Linked DNA regions of Homo sapiens: region 2 is linked to region 1. A link is a loop called in an ENCODE intact Hi-C map of the cell type or tissue named here. Cell type or tissue: PC-9. All regions are shown on one strand.

Region 1 (8,000 bases):
AATTCAATTTCAGTGATTTTAAAGAGGTTTTTTGGAAGTATATAGTAGGCAAACTCATAGGCATCCAGGAACAGGAAATCATGGTTAAGCTATACAAAGACTGGAGTGGGAAAGCAGGGACTGAGGTGACTTTTGCTGTTTCTGACACCTCTGCTTCATTTCTCTGTCTCTCTTTTTCTTCTTCTCCCATTTTTTTTTCTTTTTTTTTTTTTTTGATAGAGTCTCACTCTATTGCCCAGGCTGGATGAAGTGGCATAATCTAGGCTCAATGCAACCTCTGCCTCCTGGGTTCAAGCCATTCTCCCACCTTAGCCTCCCAAGTAGCTGGGATACATGTGTGCAATTGACCACATCCAGCTAATTCTTTTGTATCTTTAGTAGAGATGGGGCTTCACCATGCTGGCCAGGCTGGTCTCGAACTCCTGGCCTCGAATGATCCACCCACCTCACCCTCCCAAAGTGTTGGGATTACAGGCATGAGCCACTGCACCTGGCCCCTTCCCCCACCCCACCAACACACGAGTTCAGTCGCCCACCTTCATCTAACTGATTCAGATTCTCTGTGCCTGTTCAGATTTTCTTAGCCAAGAGTGATCATCAGCTCAGATGGACATGTGTAGACATTGGTGTGCTGGAAATGCTTAAAACTGACTCTTCGAAAAAAAAATATTATGCATTCTATACATATGTAACTTACTATAAATTTTACGAATCAACAGAGTCACAAAATCCAGACTGAATAAATGCTTGATTACTATTCAAGTTACTCCTGTCATTGACCAAGGAGTGTAGTTCCAACCTAAATGTTGTTTTATATTTTTGTTTATCTTAATGAGTAAGACAAAAGTGAAACAATGAAGACCCACTTCAGAACTTCACTTGGTCACTAGTGATGTGAGCAACTTCTTTGCTGAATTAAATGATAGGTTTTGAATACTGGGAAGAATATTTCCTTAATTAGTTGTGCATTTGCAGTGTAATGGCTAAAGAAATGACAGTTTTGGGTTCAGTCTTTACAAGCATCTTTTTTACTACTTTCTTAAGTCTAGACCCGGGGTAGGCAAACTATAGCCTGTGGGCCAAATCCAACCCATGGCCTGTTTTTTTGTACAGCCTGAGATCTAACCACCAAAGAAGCAGAGACTGTACATGGCTCACAAAGCCTAAAATATTATCTGGCTCTTTATAGAAAAGGTTTGCTGACCCCCTTGTTCAGTCAATTAATAAACCAACACAATAATTTATACTGATTTCCATTGTATAAATACTTCTACCATGGCCAGTTTCAAGATATCAATGTGATATCACTGAACACAAATTTGGAAATTGATGAACAGTCACATACCATTATAAAATATTTCCACCAGGCTGGGCATGGTGGCTCATGCTTGTAATCAAGGAGTTCAAGACCAGCCTGGGCAGCGTAGTGAGAACTCTACAAATAAATACATAAATAAAAATTAGCGGGGTGTGGTGGCATGCATCTGTAGGCCCAGCTACTTGGGAGGCTGAGGCAGGAGGATTGCTTGAGTCAGGAGTTCAAAGTTGCAGTGAGCTGTGATCACACCACTGCACGTCAACATATATATATCAGATATTAATAACCTTTAAGAGCATAAATAGGCCAGGCACAGTGGCTCATGCCTGTCTATAATCCCAGCACTTTGGGAGGCCGAGGCGGGTGGATCACTTGAGGTCAGGAGTTCAAGATCAGCCTGACCTATATGGTGAAACCTCATCTCTATTTAAAAAAATACAAACATTAGCCAGGTGTTGTGGCGGGTGCCTGTAATCTCAGCTACTTGGGAGGCTGAAGCAGGAGAATCACTTGGACCCGGGAGGCGGCGGGTGCAATGAGCCAAGATCGCACCACTGCACTCTAGCCAGGGTAACAGAGCAAGACTCCGTCTCAAAAAAAAAAAAAAAAAAGATATAGACATGTTGGCTGGGCGTGATATCTCACGCCTGTAATCCCAGCACTTTGGGAAGCCAAGGTGGGTGAATCATTTGAGGTCAGGAGTTCCAGACCAGCCTGGCCAACATAGTGAAACCCCCATCTCTACTAAAAATACAAAAATTAGCCAGGGGTGGTGGCAGGCACCTGTAGTACCAGCTACTTGGGAGGCTGAGGCAGGAGAGTTGTTTCAACCCAGGAGGTAGAAGTTGCAGTAAACCAAGAGTGTGCCACTGCACTCCAGCCTGGGTGACAGAGCAAGACTCCATCTCAAAAAAAAAAAGAAAAAAGAAAAAAAAAAGAAAAATATAGACATGTTATCAGGCACAGTGGCTCATACCTGTAATCCCAGCACTTAGGGAGGCGGAGGTGAGAGGATTACTTGAGCCCAGGGGTTGGAGACCTGCCTGGGCAACATAGCAGGACCCTGTTCTCCCAAAAGGAAAATAAATAAATAAATAAATAAATAAATAAATAAATAAATAAAGATATAGACATGTTAAAAGTAAAAAGACTTAGGTTGGGTCCAGTGGCTAATGCCTGCAATCCCAGCACTTTGGGAGGCCGAGGTGGGCAGATCACTTGAGGTCAGGAGTTTGAGACCAGCCTGGCCAACATGGTAAAACCTCATCTCTACTAAAAATACAAAAACTAGCCGGGTATGATAGCAGGCTGCTGTAATCCCAGCTACTTGGGAGGCTGAGGCAGGAGAATTGCTTGAACCTGGGAGGCAGAGGTGCAGTGAGCCGAGATTGCGCCACTGAACTCCAGCCTGGGCAATAGAGTGAGACTCAGTCTCAAAAAAAAAAAAAAGTGAAAAGACTTTAAAAAAATAACAGGCAAGGTCGGGCACGGTGGCTCACGCCTGTAATCCCAGCACTTTGGGAAGCCGAGGCGGGCCTATCACAAGGTCAGGAGTTTGAGACCAGCCTGGCCAATTGGTGAAACCCCCTCTCTAATAAAAATACAAAAATTAGCTGGGCACTGTGGCAGGCGCCTATAGTCCCAGCTACTCCAGAGGCTGAGGTGGGAGAATCTCTTGGACCTGGGAGGCAGAGGTTGCAGCGAGCCGAGATCATGCCATTGCACTCCAGCCTAGCGACAGAGCGACACTCTGTCTAAAAAAAACAAAAACAGAAACAAACAAAAAACAGGCAAACGCACTAAGCAAAGTTGCAGTAACTGTATTCATAGTAGACAAAGTAGACTTCAGAAGAAGGAATGTTATCAATGATAAAGAGGAAGACCATATTATGAAAAATGGGTCAATTAATCAAGAAGATAAAATAATCCTAAACATGTATGTGCATAACAACAGAGCTTCAAAATTCATGAAGCAAAAGCTGATAGAAGAGAATGGAGAAATAGACAAATCCACAATTACAGGTGGAGATTTCAATACTTCTCTTTTAGAAATTAACAGAAAACACTGGGCAGGGTGGCTCACATCTGTAATCCCAGCACTTTGGGAGGCCGAGGTGGGATGATAGTGTGAGCTCAAGAGTTAGAGACCAGCTAGGGCAACATAGTGAGATCCTGTCTCTACTAAAAACAACAACAACAGCAACAACAAATTAGTCAGACATGGTGGCATGTGCCTATAGTCCCAGCTACTTGGGAGGCTGAGGCAAGAGAATCATTTGAGCCCAGGAGGTTGAGGCTGCAGTAAGCAGTGATCATGTCACTGCACTCCAACCTGGGCAACAGAGCAAGACCCTGTCTCAAAAAAAAAAAAAGAAAAAACCCCACAAAGACAAAACACCAAAATCAAACAAACAAAAAAATAAATCAACGGAACAAGTAGAGAGAAAACCAATAAGTATATAGAAGATGTAAGCAATACTCTAACAAAACTTGGACCAATTGACATTTATAGAACACACTGCCCAACCACAAGAGAATACATGTTCTTTTTCAGTCAAATGGAACATTTACCAAGATAGACCATCTTCTGGGAAATAAAGCAAACCATAACAAATGTAAAAGAATAGTAACCATATAAAGTATCTCCTTTGATCACGATGGAATTGAATTAGAAACCAATAAGAAATATACTTGGGAAATTCTCAAATATCTAGAAGTTTTAATATACACTTAGAAATAACTCATAAATCAAAGAGGAACTCACAAAGGAAATTAGAAAATGTTTTGAATTGAACAGAAGTAAAAACTTCTGTTCAAAATTCATGGGATGTAACAAAAACAGTGCACAGAGGGAAATGTTTGGCATAAAATGCTAATATTAGAAAAGGGTCTTGGCCAGGTGCAGTGGCTCATGCCTGTAATCCTAGCACTTTGGGAGGCCGAGGCAGGAGGATCACTTGAGCCCAGGAGTTTGAGACCAGCTTGGGAAACATGGCGAAACCACATCTCTACAAAAAATACAAAAATTAGCCGGACATGGCGGTGTGTGCCTGTAGTCTCAGCTACTTGGGAGACTGAGGTGGGAGGACCACCTGAGCCCGGGAAGGTCAAGGCTGCAGTGAGCTGTGATCATGCCACTGCATTGCAGCCTAGGTGACAGGCAAGACCCTGTGTGAAAAAAGAAAAAGAAGAAGCAAAACAAGAAGAAAGGGGCTCAAATCAATGATCTGTGCTTTTATTAAGAAGTTAGAAAAATGAGAAAAAGAGCAAATCAAACCCAATTTAAACAGAAGGAGGAAATAATAAGATCAGAAACCAATAACATTTAAAAAACAAAATCAATTATGCCAAAACTGTTTCTTTGAAAACACCAATAAAAGCGATAAACGTCTTGCTAGACTAGTCAAGAAAAAAAGAAGACATGAATTTCCAGTATCAGAAATGAAAAACAAGGCATCAGTCCAGATTCTGCAGATATATAAAGGATAATACGGAAATATTATGAAATCTTTATATCAATAAATCTGACAACTTAGATCTTTTCCAAGAAAACTCCAGACCCAGATGGTTTTACTGGTAAATTCTACCAAATATTTAAGAAAGAAATAATACCAATTTAACACAAACTCTTTCAGAAGATTGAAGAGAACACTTCCTAGTTCATCTTATCAGTATTACCCTGATACTTTAATCAAAGACATAAGAAAACATAGACCAGTATTCTTCATGAATATAGATACAAAAGTCTTCAACAGAATATCAGCAAATCTAATCTAGCTAATATGAAAAGGAAAATAAATACAACTAAATGGGGCTAATTGTGGAATGCAGTGTTGATTCAACACTCAATGTTGAAATCAATCAGTGTAATTTACCATATCAACAGAAAAAGAATAAAAGCCCCATGACCATCTTACGTGATGTAGGAAAAGCATTTGATGAAATGCAACATCCACTCACGCTAAAAACTGTCAGCCCACTAAGAGTAGAAGTGCAATTCCTCAACCTGACAAAGTCCTCTACGAAAAAATGTGTGGCTGATATCCTGCAGAGGTGATATTACTGAATGCTTCTGTCCTAAGATTGGGAAAAAGGCAAGGATGTTTGTTTTTTCTACTTCTATTACAAATTATACTGGAGATCCTAGCCAGTAAAATAAGACAAGAAAAATAGATTAAAGGCATACAAATTGGAAAGGAAGAAATAAAACTCTATTAGGAAATGTTTAGCAAAGTCACAAGATACAAGGTCAATATATAAAAATCAATTGTATTTCTATATACTGGGAATGAACAACTGGAAATTTATATTCGTTATTTATTTATTTGAGACGGAGTTTTGCTCTTGTTGCACAGGCAATGTCTGTCTGGGCAATTGTCGTGCAATGGCGTGATCTCGGCTCACTGCAACCTCTGCCTCCCGGGTTCGAGTGATTCTCCTGCCTCAGCCTCCCAAGTAGCTGGGATTATAGGCATGTGCCACCACACCCAGCTAATTTGTATTTTTAGTAGAGATGGGGTTTCTCTATATTGATCAGGCTGGTCTCGAACTCCCTACCTCAGGTGATCTGCCTGCCGAGACAGTATCTTGCTCTGCTACTCAGGCTGGAATGCAGTGGTGCAATCATAGCTCACTGCAGCCTCAATCTCCTGGGCTCAAGTAATCCTCCCACCTCAGCCTCGTGAGTAGCTGGGATTACAGGTGCATGCCACCATGCCCAGCTAATTAAAAAAAAATTTTTTTTTTGTAGAAATGGAGTCTCACTATGTTGCCCAGGCTGGTCTCAAACTCCTTGCCTCTGGCCAGGCGCGGTGGCTCATACCTGTAATCCCAACACTTTGGGAGGCCGAGGTGGGCAGATCATCTGAGACCAGTGGCTCAAGACCAGCCTGGCCAACATGGTGAAACTCTGTCTCTACTAAAAATACAAAAAAATTAGCAGGGAGTGTTGGTGCACGCCTGTAGTCCCAGCTACTCAGGAGGCTGAGGCAGAATTGCTTGAACCTAGGAGACTAAGGCTGCAGTGAGCCGAGATCATCCCACTGCACCCCGGCCTGGGCCACAGAGAGAGACTTAGTCCCTGCTCCAAGAAAAGAACAAAAATGAATCTCAACCCATACCTTGCACCAATGGATTTTAGACCTAAATGTAATATTTAAAACCATACATCTTTTAGAATAAAACATAGGAAAAAATCTTTGTGACTCTGGAATGAGAAAATTTTCTTAAATATGATACCCAATTGCAAATCATAAGTGAAAAAATTAGTAAGTTTGATTTCAAAATTTAAAACCTCTGATCTTTGAGAGACATGGTTAAGAAAATGAAAAATGTGAACCACAGACTGGAAGAAAATATTTACAAAACAAAATGCCTATTCGATAAAAACTTCTATGTAGAATATGTGAAGAACTGTCACAATTCAATTATAAAATGACAATCAACCTAACTTAAAAAATGGTGGTCTGGGCACAGTGGCTCTTGCCTGTAGTCCCAGTACTTTGGGAGGCTGAGGTGGGAGGATCACTTGAGGCTCAGAGTTCAAGACCAGCCTGGGCAATGTAGGGAGACATCATCTCTACAAAAAATTAACAATTAGCTAGGTATTGTGGCATACACCTGTAATCCCAGTGACTCAGGACGCTGAAGTGGGAGGACTACCTGAGCCCAGGAGTTCAAGGTTGCAGTGAGCTATGATGATCATGTCACAGAACTCCAGCCTGGGTGACAGAGGAAGATCTAGTCAAAAAAATAATAATAATAAAAATAAAGGCAAAGTTTGTAATTAGGCTTTGTTTCCCTACCCAAATCTCATCTTGAATTGTAATCCCCATAATCCCCATGTGTCAAGGGCAGACTAGGTGGAGGTATTTGGATCATGAGGACAGTTTCCCCTATACGGTTCTCATGATAGTGAGTGAGTCTCAGGAGATCCGCTGGTTTTATAACCATCTGGCATTCCCTGTGCTTGCACTCACTCCATCCTGCTGCCCTGTGAAGAAGGTGCCTACTTCTCCTTTGCCTTCTGCCATGATTGTAAGTTTCCTAAGGCCTCCCCAGCAATGTGGAACTGTGAGTCAATTAAACTTTTTCCTTTATAAGTGACCCAGTCTCGGGTATTTCTTCATAGCAGTGTGAGACCCAACTAATACAGTTTGTATTCCATGGATGACTTGAAAAAACAAAATAAAAATGGGCAAAGATTTGAACAGACACTTCACCAAAGAAGATATACAAATGGAAAGTAAGTCCATGAAAAGATGCTCAACATTATTGGTCATTAGGAAAATGTAAATTAAAGCCCTAATGAGTCACCCGTACATAACAATTAGAATAGCTAAAATAAAAACTGAATACCAAGTGCTGACAAAGGATGTGGAGCATCCAGAACTCTCATACATTCTTGGTAGGAATTAAAATGATACATCTACTTTAAAAAACAGTTTGGCAGTTTCTTTTAAAGTTAAATATACAGCTGACATATGATCCAGAAATCCCACTGCTAGCTTTTTTCCCAAGAGAAACAAAAACTTATGGCCGGGCGTGGTGGCTCACGCCTGTATTCCCATTTGAGATCAGCCTGGCCAACACGGTGAAACCCTGTCTCTACTCAAAATACAAAAATTAGCCAGGCCTGGTGGCGCATGCCTGTAGTCCCAGCTACTAGGGAGGCTGAGGCAGG
Region 2 (8,000 bases), 1.1 Mb after region 1:
ATATTTAGAGTCTGGTGTTTTATGCCTGTCCATGTGATTAATTTGAATCCTGTATAATTTTGTATTTGATCATGTGGGACTCACAGAGATCATTTCTATTACCTAAGTTACAAAAGCCATATCTGGCATTTCCCAGGATTGGTCCCATGTTTTAGGAGAGGCTTTCTGGTTTGGGTCACACCTGGGACTGGAGGTAAGTGTCTATACAGTGGTAGCCAACTTCCATAAAGGAAAATAGAGAAGGACGTCTGTCTCCAAATTCTATCCTGGATAACACTTCTGTAGAAAATTCAGGAGTATTGGGAAAACGTGAATGTCTTTTCTTAGCTGTTGCTAATTGGTTCTCCTCTTTCCAGGGGTAAGGAGGTTAAAAGAAATGTAGTGAGTTGAGTACCATTTATAAAGTTCCTACTCCATGGCAGTTCTTCCCCAGATGCTTTTCTTACATTTTCCCCATTTGAAACTCTTTTTTTTTTGGATGGAGTCTTGCTCTTGTTGCCCAGGCTGGAGTGCAATGACGTGATCTTGGCTCACTGCAACCCATGCCTCCCAGGTTCAAGTGATTCTCCTGCCTCAGCCTTCTGAGTAGCTGAGATTACAGGTCCTGGCCACCATGCCCAGCTGTTTTTTTTTTTTATTTTATTTTATTTATTTTTAGTAGCAATGGGGTTTCACCATGTTGGCTAGGCTGGTCTTGAACTCCTGACCTCAGGTGATCCACCCACCTTGACCTCCCAAAGTGCTGGGATTGCAGGCATGAGCCACTGTGCCCAGCCCCATTTGAAACTTATATTACTGTGGGGTCAGTAGAATTCTTTCCAGTTTTACAAACAACAAACAGGGTTGAAAGAACATATCCTGGGCCCCCAGCTAGCAGGCAGCAGTGCTGGGAGTTAAAGCCAATCTGCTACAGTCTCTGCTCCTCCCAGGACACCATCCTGCCTTCCCAGGGGATGCAGCCAAAGGTATTCAACAGAGCTATTTGCTGTAACATAGCTGTGATTCTCTGCAGAGAGTGCTGGGTGGATTGGCTGTGAATTTTGCCTCCCTTGCTTCCAAATGAAATAATCAAATGCATTGGCATCCTCATCCATGGGGTTCTCAAGTATATCATCCAAATGCTTTTTGTAAAAAGATGAGAGACCCAGTAAAGAGCCTGCTGCTGGTGGGCTTGGGTATACAGCAAATGCTAGCCAAGTGGTTAAGAGTACAAAATATTTGCTAAGCTAATAGTACTGCCTAGCTCTGTAGCTACCATCAGAATTAAACAAAGAGATAGGCCACTGCATTTCAACAGAATCACCTATGGAGCTTGAAAACATATGCATGTCTGGTCACCACCCACAGATATTCTGATTCCATTGGTATTTTAAACGAGCTTCCCGTGCTATTCTGATGCACAGTCAGGCTTTGGAATCTGTGATCTAGTCTATGGATCATTTGAGTCATCAGAACTTGAATAAGAATTGCTTTCTTTGGATACATCTTTTCTTTATCACATCAAATCAATCTCCCCCCAACCCCCACCTTCCCTCTCCCTTTTTCTCTAGCAGTCAGAAATTCTTAAAAGCTTTTTGCCACTAAACCATCTGCTGGAGAAATCTCCCACTAGGTTTCAAATGCCAAACCTTTCCCAGTAGCAATTTTCTTTATTATTTTGGGGGAAAAGAATGCATTACATTTCTTCCCTATGAAATAAAGTACTTTAAAAATAAAAATGTTCATTATGGAACCATAGCAGTTGCTTATATTTTAAAAAAGAAAATAGCTGTATTAGACATGTGTCCTGGGAGTTTACTCCAGGCTTCCTTCACAGGCTTGATTCGGACTTCAAGGACAGGAAGTGTGGCTGATCATAGCACCACGATGCCCCGGTGAAGAGCAGTCACATAGAGAATGGAGATTAATTTCAGTCAAAGAATAGTAGGATGCTTTCTTGGCTTCCCGATGCCCACAAGCTTTATGGCAGCAGACCACGCTTAAAGCCTAATTTAAAGGTTTATGTAGGTTATAACCTTGTCACACTGCATAATCCCCTCCCAGTTCGAAGTCTTTACCCATTGGCATAAAAACCTATATCCTGTGACAGGGAACAGGAGTGTTAAGAGACTTGGAAAGAATAGGCTGGATGTGGTGGCTCACACCTGTAATCCCAGCACTTTGGGAGGCCAAGGCAGGAGGAATGCTTGAGGCCAGGAGCTTGAGACTAGCCTGGGCAACATAGCAAGACCTGAACTCTCTAAAAGAAAAAAAATAGCTAGGCATAGTGGCACCCGTCTGTAGTCCCAGCTAGTTGGGAGACTAAAGGAGGTGGATTGATTGAGCCCAGGAGTTCAAGGCTGCAGTGAGCTCTGATCCCACCATTGCACTCCAGCCTGGGTGACAGAGTGAGATCCTGTCTATTAAAATAAATACATCTGAAAATGTTGTGTTTTTTTTTCTTTTTTGAGACAGAGTCTCACTCTGTCACCCAGGCAGGAGTGCAGTGGCACAATCTCAGCTCACTGCAACCTCCACCTCCCAGGTTCAAGCAATTCTCCTGCCTCAGCCTCCTGAGTAGCTGGGACTACAGGCATGCACCACCACGCCCGGCTAATTTTCATATTTTTAGTTGAGGCAGGATTCACCATGTTGCCCAGGCTGGCCTTGAACTCCTAACTTCAAGTGATCCACCTGCCTCGGCCTCCCACAGTGCTTGGATTACAGGTGTGAGCCATGGCGCCTGGCCTGGAGATTTCTTAAGAGTCTCATTAGATGATTTTCTAATTCTAAGTAGAAGATCATCTGAGTCCTTTGCAATTCATTGGCTGTGGCAGATGACTAGCTATCCACGAAAAATTCCTGATCCCCTTTCTACAGCATGAAGTGGTTGCTGTGAGGCAACTTCTAGGCCAGCAATGCCATTTCCCAGTTTCCCTCACATCAGCAGGGAGTCATGTGATTAGTTCTCATCACAGGAACACGAGCAGAAGTGATGTGTGTTACCTCTGGGTTAGCTTTACTTATTTATTTATGTTTTGTGAGAGTTTCTCTTCTTTTTTTTCCCCCCAACTTTTATTTTAGAGGTACATGTGCAGGTTTATTGTAAAAGTGTATTGTGTGATGCTGAAGTTTGGAGTACAAATGAGTCTGTCACCCAGGTAGTGAGGATAGTACCCAATAGGTAGTTTTTCAAATCTTGCCCCACTTCGCCCCTCCTCCATTTTGTATTCCCCAATGTCTGTTGTTCCCATCTTTACGTCCATGTGTTAGGTCAGGATTTTTTTTTTTTAAGAAGTGGGTACCCTCTTTCCTTCTTTATTTCTCTTTCCTTCTCTGCCAGCGGAGTGCAGATAATCCCAAAGCTTTAGGGAAAAGTGGAACTGTAAGATGGAAAGAGCCTGGGTCCCTGAATCACTGTGTGGAAGAAAGTTGCCTGTTGATCAGATACACCCCCACTGTGCTTTATGTGCATGAGAAATAAGCAAAACCACTGGAATTGGAGGGATTTTCTTATGACGTTGGTTTGGATCACCCTCATTAACCATACACTGACCAATCATCAGGATACTGAAGACTTTCATCTGGCTGGAGGCACTTTGGCTTCCTGACACAGGGAAGCTGCTAAGAGCAAAGATGGTTTCTAATGTCTGGCACGAAGCATATGGGATGGGTAAAGAGTTTTTGTCCTGTGACAAACATTCTAGGTGAAAAGGGAATAATATTTGTTATCAGAAAAGAGTAGATAAAAATATTAAGGATGAGAGAGGTCTGTAAAAGCCATGCCCATTGTGACAAACAGGCAGACAAATAATTTCTGCCCCTTAAGATGGGAGAGTATTTCTCACCCCAGTCCTGTTCAAGCCTCCAGTAATAGGCTCTGTATTGTCCAAGCACTAACCATGCAGTGACAATTGTGGTAGTAACCAGGGAGGAGGATCCCTTTGCAAATAACATGTATCAATAGCAGTAAATAGGGCCAGAATGCAGTGGCGCGATCATAGCTCACTGCAGCCTCGACCTCCAGGCTCAGATGATCCTCCCACCTCAGCCTCCTAAGTAACTGGGATCACAGCTGCATGCCACAATGCACAGCTAACTTTTTGTATTTTTTTTTTTTTTTTTTTTAGAGACAGGGTCTCCCTATGTCATCCAGGCTAGTCTCAAACTCCTGGGCTCAAGCAATTCTCCCACCTCGGCCTCCCAAAGTGCTGGGATTATAGATGTGAACCAGCCAATAAATATCCTTGAAGGTCTACTACAAACCAGTCAGTAGGTTAGGTACAGTGAGGCCAAAAAAAAAAAAAAAGTTGCCCAACTGTATGTCTTCACAGTGCTTACAAAGCAGTCAGGGTGACAGAACATAATAACAAGAAATATTAAGCAACAGAGGCTAAGTATGAAATAAGTGGGAGGAAGGGAGCTGACACAGGCCTGCAGAAAACAATGAGCACACTCAGGTGCATGACATGACATCAGGGAGAGTCTTGGGTAGCAATCCCAATTCAGCAGCTTGCATCTGGGCGAAATGCAAACCAGAATCATTTTTAAAATTTGGGTAAGCCTATGAGAGTGAGTCCTTTATGTAAAAGTCATTTGACATGTGAGTCATGACCGCAATAAAAATTGCGAACCGATGTTCTAAAATTCTTCCAGCAGGAGCGTCATTATGCAATTCTGATTGGAGCCAACATGAGGTTTAAAAAAAAAAAAAAAATCACCACTTTTTTGGGGAGGGGAAAAAGACGATATTTTAAAAATTAACAATTTTCCCAGCCTGTAAACAGATCAAGCTGAATGGACCCTGCCCTTAGAATTATATTAGGGAATCTGGAAGCTCCCGGATGTACTTGGTGTTAACCCTTCACCTGCTGGATCGTGAGTGGATTGGGGAGAGTTCTTGTGGGGCTTGGGACAGTGGCTTTCTCCAGCTAGTACAGAAGCATTTTATTATTTTAAATACCCACACAGCTGGTGAAACATACTGCATATTAGCCACATGTCAACCCAATATAGAATCTGCTATGGTCTGATTATTGGTGTCTCCCCAAATTCCTAAGTTGGAACCTAAACCCAGTGTGATGGTATTAATAGTGGGGCCTTCAGTAGGTGATTAGGTCATGAAGGCCAAAACCTCAGCTAAAAGTTGCTCTCAGTGAGGAATGGGACCTCACTAGGCACTGAATCTGGCAGTGATATTGGACTTCTCAGCCTCTAGAACTGTGAGACATGGAATGTTTGCTGTTTATAAGCCACCCAGTTTGTGATATTTTTGTTACAGCAGCCAAACAGACTAAGACAGAATAATTATAAAAAATGAAAATACTGGTGAGAAAGTAAAATCTCACTATGATCCCTCCTCTCAGAGATGCCTACCATTAACAGTTTAGGGTATATTTTTCCAGACTTTGAAAAGTTTTCTATGCAAACATAAACAAGATTATACTGTACATTCTATACTACAAGCTGTCCTTCCCTTCCCTCTCAAAACAGAGTATATTGTGAGTATGATGCTATGTGAGCACATAAAGAATTATCTTTTTCTCTTGCTCTTTCTTTTATCACCTAATTAGAAGTTTTGGACCTAAACCAATACTGTTATTGCAGTGTTTTTGTGCACTACCAAGCTACATCCTTACACTCAGGCTGCATTTTTAAGTGTACACAGTTCTTCGGTGTTTCTGAAACTACATTGAGTCCTCTCCTCATGAACATTTTCACAAAAAGACATACATGCAGCCAACAAGCATATGAAAAGAGCTCAATATCACTGATGATTAGAGAAATGCAAATCAAAACCACAATGAAATATCATCTCACATCTGTCAGAAAGGCTATTATTATTATTATTTTTTGAGACAGAGTCTCACTCTGTCACCTAGGCTGGAGTGCAGTGGCACGATCTCAGCTCACTGCAAACTCTGCCTTCCAGGTTCAACCGATTCTCTTGCTTCAGCCTCCTGAGTAGCTGGGACTACAGGTGTGTGCCACCACGTCCAGCTAAATTTTGTAATTTTTTTAGTAGAGATGGGGTTTCACCATGTTGACCAGGTTGGTCTCGAACTCCTGACCTCAAATCTGCCTGCCTTGGCCTCCCATGCTGGGATTACAGGCATGAGCCACTGTGCCCAACCCTGAATGGCTAATGGCTATATTAAAAAGTAAAAAAATAACAGGTGCCGGCAAGGTTGTGGAGAAAAGGGAACACTTATACACTGTTGGTGGGAGTGTAAATTAACCATTGTGGAAAGCAGTATGGCTATTCCTCAAAGAGCTAAAAACAAAACTGTCATTCAACCCAGCAATCCCATTACTGGGTATATACCCAAAGAAATATAAATCATTCCATTGCAAAGACACATGCATGCATATGTTCACTGCAGCACTGTTCACAATAGGAAAGACATACATTTAACCTAAATGCCCGCCAATGGTAGACCGGATGAAGAAAATGTGGTACATATACACAATGGAATGCTACACAGCCATAAAAAAGAATGAAGTCATATTCTTTACAGGAACATGGATGGAGCTAGAGGCCATCATTCTTAGCAAACTAATGTGGGAACAAAAAACCAAATACCGCATATTCTCACTTATAAGTGGGAGCTAAGTTGATGAGATCACGTGGACACAGAGGGGAACAACACACACTGGGGCTTATCAGAAGGTGGAGAGTGAGGGGAGGGACAGGATCAGAAAAAAATAACTATTGGGTACTGGGCTTGGTACCTGCGTGATGAAATCATCTGTACATCAACCCCCTATGACACAAGTTTACCTGTATAACAAGCCTGCACATGTACCCCGAACCTAAAATAAAAGTTTAAAAAAGTGAGTCCTCTCCTGAAGCTACCCTTCTTTCCATTATCTCCCCACGCCATTTTCCCAGTTTCTCTCACCCTATATTCTGCAGGGCTCACTCTAATCTTGACTTCCTGAATGAACTTCAGCCTTTGGAAGGATCTGTTGAGCATGAATAATTTTTCAGCCAGTTCTCTTGTAGTGTAGCATTTGAGGAGGTCAGTGGGGCAGTGAGGGATAGGACAGAAGGCAAGATACATAGGAGGCTGATTTAAACCTAGATTTGTCAAAAGGGCCACTGGGAGAGCTGTCCAAGGTGCTACACAATGGGTTCTGACACATCCCTGAATATGAAATGTATCAGCATGGTTTTTGTCAGCAACAGCAGGGGCACGAATCAAACAAGACTCACAAGATAGAAGCTTTTCTTTCCTGGCTGTTTCTTCTTTACATAAGGAGAGTCAGAACAAATATAGGAGGCTGGCTGAATTTTCTTTCTGGACATATCCTCTTGAGTGCCTTGCAGTCATCTCAAATTCAGCATGTCTAGAAATGAATTCATCACCCTTACTCATCAAACCTACCCCTCCTTCAGTTTTCCCTATCTCAAAATGACACCATTGTCCTTAAAAGGTTAAATCAGCTTCCATGCTAACTTCTCTACCTTCATATGCTTGTTGGCTGCCTGTATGTCTCTGGCCTCATGCAGTCTCTCACCAGGTTTTGTTGCACTTACCAAAAACATGCCTAGATACCATCCATTTCATTTCCAATGGTTTAGCCACTGGAAATGGCCAGCTTTCATCTGGACAATTGCAAAGGACTGCAATTTACTTCCTCCTTGTTCTCTTATTTCTTCCCACACAGCCATTAGAATTATCTTTAAGAATGCAAATAGATCCAGTCACTCCTTTGCTTAGATCATTTAATGGCTTTCCCCTGCCTTCAGGATAAATATGGACTCCCTGAGATGACCTGTCAGGCCCAATATGATCCAGTATCTTTGCTTTATCTTACATCACTCTCTTCCTTGTTCTATAGTTCTTTCTCTTATTCAAAGCTGACATACTCTATCCTGACTCAGGGCCTTTTCTCACATTATTCCTTCTGCCTGGAATGATTCGTCTGTCCCCCCTACCATCCAGCTAACAACTGCTTCATTTCTTAGCTCAGATATCACTTACTCCAGGAGACCCCATGCTGGTTTAGATCTACCA

The links. Hi-C counts contacts between places; a loop is a spot of excess contacts. Peaks named below come from ENCODE experiments on the same cell type or tissue, not always from the same donor. Only the 100,000 strongest peaks of a DNase experiment are listed, where the experiment ranks them.
Region 2: a loop joins it to region 1, with 5 times the contacts of the local background. A loop is called at or near these places in 3 of 110 quality-filtered maps.

Annotation. Positions count from the first base shown.
Region 1 is chr16:21,574,121-21,582,120 of GRCh38, forward strand. No RefSeq gene overlaps it. Among named protein-coding and RNA genes, the nearest start is that of METTL9, 21 kb to the right of the region's middle. In PC-9, no CTCF peak of the experiment used is centred here; no DNase peak of the experiment used is centred here.
Region 2 is chr16:22,634,152-22,642,151 of GRCh38, forward strand. No RefSeq gene overlaps it. Among named protein-coding and RNA genes, the nearest start is that of LINC02890, 25 kb to the left of the region's middle. RefSeq lists enhancers at 924-1,480, 1,481-2,036. In PC-9, no CTCF peak of the experiment used is centred here; a DNase peak (open chromatin) is centred at 4,460.